Regions from separate parts of the Mus musculus genome. Here region 2 is linked to region 1. The links are chromatin loops, found by intact Hi-C in ENCODE. Cell type or tissue: left cerebral cortex. All regions are shown on one strand. Each heading gives the region's core, and the rest is flanking DNA. Links, peaks and the distances in the headings are about the cores only.

Region 1 (2,906 bases), core at 277-2,776:
TCTAGACAGGGTTTCTCTGTATAGCTCTGGCTGTCCTGGAACTCACTTTGTAGACCAGGCTGGCCTAGAACTTAGAAATCTGCCTGCCTCTGCCTCCCGAGTGCTGGGATAAAAGGCGTGCACCACCACGCCTGACTTCTCAGCCTGCTTTGTTATAGAACTCAGAACCACCAGCCCAAGGGAGGGACCCACAAAGCGCTGGACCCTTCCCTATCAATCACTAATTAAGACTATGCCCTACAGAAATTCATGCTTAGAACTTGATCCTTATGAAGGCATTTTCTTAATTGAGATTCCCTCTCAGATGACTTTAGCTTGGGTCAAGCTGACATAAAACTAGCTGGCATAATCAACCAGCTTGGGGTGGGAGAAAAATTGTATGTAGGCCCTCTGGCTAAGGATACTAAATGTTCATAAAATAACTTTGAACCTATTTGAGTAATGTCATATTACGAGAATTTTCAGTTATTCAGAAAAGTCAGAGAAGCCTGAAGGGACAATTAACAGACCTATCACTTGGATTCACTAGTTGTTGCATTTGCTTTAGCTACACAGAAATGTTTTTGAAGCCAGCAGAGATAAAAGCATTTGCTGCCAAGTCCGAAGAACTTTTTTTTTTCTTTTTTCCTGTTTTGTTTTTTAAGACAGGGCCACTCTATGTAGAGCAGACTGGCCTTGAACTCAGAAATCTACCTGCCTTCACTTCCGAGTGCTGAGACACACAGCACGGCACCACCACTGCCCAGCAATTTGATCTGTGAGCTGGTATGTGCTTGCCACCCCAGCTCTTGGTAGGAGAGCGGCAGGTGGACGAGAATGGTGTTCAGGATTGTCTTTGGCTGTATAAAAGTTCTGACCAGCCTGAGCTATATGAGACCTCATCTTAAAAACAAAAACCAACTCTGTCCCTGAGTCCAATTTAGGCATTCATAAATCTAGAATGTAGCCCGTGTTATTTTTGACAGGTTGCTGGAGACCATCAGTCGAGGCAAATTTAAACCTGAGGTTGTGAAGAAGTGGGAGAAAGCAAGGCTTGAAGGGTTGATTGGTCAGTTGGGTCTGCAAGTGGCCTCAGATAGGTAGAAGCCAAGGATGACACCAAATGCCCTACCATGCACGAGGCCAGGTATTGGGGAGGCTTACACAGGAAGACCTTAAATTACAGGCCTGCGTGGGCTTACCCAGCTAGATAGTGAGGCCCTGGTTCAAGCAAAACAACCCAATACTCTTTTCCCCAAGTTACCAGGTCCCAAAATGTCAGTAAGTGCTAGGCAGATGTGAAGGCCATTTTTGTCAACTTGACATCAGGAATCAAAACTCCAAAATGGATGGGCCCACCAGTGATGGATTTCTGCTTAATTAAACCATTTGATATGGATCTTTGAGGTAAAAAAAATATACCTTTAATCCAGACCTTTTGAGGTGGGAAGAGACACGGTTAATGTGGATCTTCTGAGGTAGGAAGACATACCTTTAATCTGGGGCACACTTGTTGGCAGCTTATTTAAAGGACACGGAATAAGGAAGTTTTTGCTCTTTGCTGTCTCACTAGCAAGTCCATTCCTTCACTCACATTATAGCCTGCTTGAGATTCCAGCGTATGCTGAAGACCAGATGAGACATTCAGCTTTCAGTACTGAACAACTACTGAATTCCTGGACCTTCTGTGGGTAGACAGCCATTGCTGGACTAACTTGATCAAAGCCTGTGAGGTATTCTAATACATACTCTTTCCATATGTATATATTCATTTTGTAAGTTCTGTTCCTCTAGAGAACAGAAAAAAAAAAACAAACCAAAAAAAACCAGGCGTGTCACCAAGGAAACGGAAGTGTTCCATACTGTCACTCCAGCCTCCTTCCCTATCACACCCTTCCTTGTTCCTGTCAGCCTCCACGATCAAACATTAAACACAACAAAAGCTAATCTTCTCTCAGTGATCTCCAGGCTGGCTGCATCTCTACTGAAATTAGCCCTCTCTTCGGTCTGTGACTACGTTGCTCCTGCCAAGAATGTCATCTGAGACAAGCATTTTAATTTGAGCAGGCACATATCAATCTTATTTTGAAAAAAAAAAAAAAAGTGCCAATGGAATCCCAAAGAGCACAGCGAACTAAGAGCCGTGCTGCAGGTTTGGAGTGCGCAAAGGGCTTTCCAATAACGTCTTGTAATTCGACCTGGCAACACTCTGGCAGGAGGCTTATTACAATGCGGCAGTGCTACAGCACTCGAGGAACCAGGTCGGTGACCGCCTGGATCCAGACACTGGGTTAAAGGAGGGAAGGAGACCCAGACGAAGCTTCAGGTCCCGTATTTCACTTCCCCTCAAACCAAACCATCCCGGACGTTTTCTTTTTCTCTCTTTCCTTGCCCACAGCCAAACAGATCCTCAATAGGCGATCTTAACTGGAACCAGAGTCGCACGGATTCTCGTGCGATCGTGGGAAGTCTTGGCTTGCAGCCTCGCGAGGAGCCCGGGGTGACTTCTAGAGCAGCGGCTGCAGCTAGGCCAAGGCTAGGTGTTTGCAGCAGCCACCCTCAGCAGGTGTTCGCAGGAGGCCCTGAGCTTTGCAAGCTGAGCCTAGTTCCTCAGCCACTGCGCAGTGCGGCGTACAGCAAGGCGGTGTGTCTTCAAGGGAGCATGGGGGAGCCTATCCATATTTTTAAAGGGCTCGCGTCCTGCAGTCCAAAGCTGCTGCTCCGCAGGAAAGTGCACCTGCGCGGCGCACGGTCATGTGACCTAGCCTCCTGCATCTCCGCAGCTAGCCAGGCAGCTACCCGAGACAGCAGACGTAAGGTCCCAGGACAAAGAGTCAGGATAGCTCCTGGAAGCCGTCCTCCCGTGCAAGAGTAAATACCAACGCCCGCTACTCTCCGTTCGTCTTCCCGACCCTGCTCCGCTTGTA
Region 2 (2,906 bases), core at 170-2,669, 76 kb before region 1:
ACCAAAGTGGTCATGGAAAAGCGTTTGGATCATTAGCTCTTCCGGCCACAGTCAATTTCAGCGCAGATTTACATCCAAATGGCTAAAATGAGAAATAAGCATGATCCGAAACACTGGTGAGGTTCCAAGGAACCTTGGCCTCTCGTATATCTCACGTAATAGAAAATGAAACACGTGCTCTTCAGAGTAACCTCTGGATTCTTACAAGCTAAGCCTCACGTACCTTAAGACTCAGCCATAGTATGCTTGAGCATTTATTCTAGAAAACTGGAGGAAAAGAAGGAGGGAGGGAGGGAAGGAAAGAGAGGAAACTGTTAGGATCAAACAAGCTCTCCATAAGATCACGTGACTCTCTGGAGAAGCCATCTCCAGCCAGCTTCTGACCACCCTATAAAAAGGTTCCTCTCTCTGCAGGAAAGAAAAATGAGACCCAAAGAGAAAACTACTGAGAGGCAGTGGTGGAGATCATGGACAACAAAGCTGGCCTGCCTGGCTCCTGCTCTCAGTACCCCGTCTTGTACCCCCAAACTCTCTGTGTTTATTAAATCAGCACCTGCCTGCTTGAGTCTTAAATGAGACTCTGCCTGCCTGGCCAATTGAAACCTACCTTCCTTGGGTGCACCGCTCAATATGGAAATGTTTGTGATTTAAAGCAGTAGGCAAATAATAGATTTAAGTCTGCTCAGAGTGGTGTGGGCTGTAAAGCTGAGAAAACAAACGCAAGAAGACTCTCCTCGGGGAAAGCTTGCAGCTAGCTACCTCAGATGGTCAGTTCCAACTGGAAAAACCTCACCCAGTACATCCCAAATGGAGCCATAGTCCCCTAAGTACCAGCCCTTGCTCCAACCTGGGTATTTCAGTGGCTTCTGATGTAGGAGGAGGGTGACCCCGGGGTTTCTGCCCAAAGCTCATGCTCCCTGTAATAGCACTGTCTGGGAAACAGCACCCCACAAGGAAAGGCTGGGAAGGACTGGAGGGTTCTGGGGACCCAGGAAGGGAAGTGTGGCTGGCTGCAGATCAAGAGGGTTCCCATCTGCCTGCAGTTCAGGAGTTCCTCCGTAAAGGTCAGTAGGAACAGTGGAGAAGGCAATCTAGCAGCCCTACACATCAAACAATGCAGCTGGCTGTTTACAAGACCCCACAGGAACCCCTGGTGGGACGGCCTATCCAGTGTGTTCAGAATCACAATTACACAAAGAAATCAAGGCCAGATTTTCCTTTATTAACTTCAGTGTGCACAGAACACAGTTTAGCCATGTAAAGCCTTGGGTCCTCCCCAAGTACAGTCAGGCAGCTTGAATGGCTTTGGGACGCTTCCTAAGTCACCAGAACAAGCTTGTTGTCGCTCAACTTGTAGCGGAATGTAGCACCCCGATTGAAAAGATCTCCTGTCACTCTGTCTTGCTTCCTTAGGGCTGGCTACCAAAAAGCTAGCTCTCCAGCCCTTGGCCCAGGTCCTTCCCGGTGGCAACTGAGGAACTTTCCTGTTTCTAAATTTCCTGCCGCAATTGAGCTCCGCCAGCTTCGAGGGATGCCCAGAAGCCAGGCTTAGCGGATGGATTCCCTGAAAGGCAGGAAATGGGAGCCAGGCTCTCTCCAGGCTCTCTGGGGCTTAGTTTGCCTTCTCTGGCACTTGAAAGGATGAGGTCATTGCTGTGACTGAGTGGTGGAGAAAAGCAGAGAAACAGAGACCAACCACTCAGCTCTGAGAAAGCACTGGGAAAGCCAAGGTTTTAATCAGGGGCCTTAAATCAGTCATTCATGTTTAGACGCTGCTGAGTTCCCATGGCATGGTTTCCGGATCTAACCTCAGTTTTAAAGCCTAAGTTTGGCTTGTCAGTGAGAATGCCAAGCACACCCAAGCTTTGTAATAAGAGCCCCGAAAAGGAAATCCTCGAAAAAGGAAACATTTAAATCATGCTTCTCTTGGGTAATTTTGTGAAACAACAAGAACCAACGCAAAAACTCAAAACTTCTATTGATAGAGATTCAAGGCCATCTGTGGCTTTGAGGACAGTTCCCGACCAGCCTGAACTAGAATGAGCCGCCCTGAAGCCTGAATCCTCTGTGTCTCAGACGGGATCAGGATCATCCGGGACTCAGTGAGGCCTGGCCTAGCGCTCAAGAGCAGGGACCCTGACTTGGTGTTTCCTTGTTCGCACGACACAGAACAGCTCTTCAGAAGGACAGCTAAACCATCCCTGACAGCCGGAGAGTTAGAGAGAGGGTGGCTGTCACTGAGACAGCCCTCTGCTCTCTGCCCTCTACCCCCTAGGTCTTGCCCGGCAAATGTCAAGCGCCAGCGTTTTACGTATTGGCCTGCCAGACTTCATGGAGCTTTCCCTGGTCCCCATGGGTGCAGTGGGGTTGTGTTTTGATGTATTATTGTTAATGTATGTGTGTGAGAGAGGGAGACAGAGAGATAAAGAGACAGAGATAGAGACCGAGAGGCAGAGACAGAGAGATAAGAGAGATGTGTGTGCGTTCAGGCACATGCACACCATCTGGGATGTGGGGGAGTCACAGGACGACTTGCTTGCAGTTGGTTCTCTCTTTCAACGCTCTTGAGACTAAACCGGAGCTCTGAGCTCTCCAGCGTATGCCATTGTTGCTGTTGTTTGCCACGCCGCCACCGCCTGCTTTCTCCAAGCTGGCCTGCAAGCTGCTTCTTCACCCTCCTGTCTTGACCTCCCATCTGTCCACAGGAGTGGTGCGCTCCACCACATCTGGCTTTTATGTGAAGTCCAGAGATCTCACAGTACAGTTTTTATTAGTTTCTTTCTTTTCTTTTTTTAAGTTTTTATTTTATAGTTTTGTTTTGTTTTGTTTTGTTTTTGGCAGTTCTAGGTTGATCACAAAGTGAAACAAAAGTAGAGTTCTCCCTTAACCCATAACCTTCCCCATTC

What was found. A loop is a pair of places that touch in the nucleus more often than their neighbours do. Peaks named below come from ENCODE experiments on the same cell type or tissue, not always from the same donor. Only the 100,000 strongest peaks of a DNase experiment are listed, where the experiment ranks them.
Region 2: it touches region 1 in a loop (2.1-fold over the local background); 4 of 42 quality-filtered maps call a loop at or near these places.

The regions. Positions count from the first base shown.
Region 1 is chr13:51,097,745-51,100,650 of GRCm38, forward strand. 9430083A17Rik (RIKEN cDNA 9430083A17 gene) reads right to left here. Exons shown (of 1, transcript NR_029463.1): 1 at 1-2,906. It also overlaps a transcript of Spin1 not described here. Among named protein-coding and RNA genes, the nearest start is that of 9430083A17Rik, 1.5 kb to the right of the region's middle. In left cerebral cortex, for the core only: no CTCF peak of the experiment used is centred there; DNase peaks (open chromatin) are centred at 1,629, 1,881 and 2,727; H3K4me3 peaks cover 1,224 bases; H3K27ac peaks cover 668 bases.
Region 2 is chr13:51,021,403-51,024,308 of GRCm38, forward strand. No RefSeq gene overlaps it. Among named protein-coding and RNA genes, the nearest start is that of Gm32613, 31 kb to the left of the region's middle. In left cerebral cortex, for the core only: no CTCF peak of the experiment used is centred there; DNase peaks (open chromatin) are centred at 1,733 and 2,556.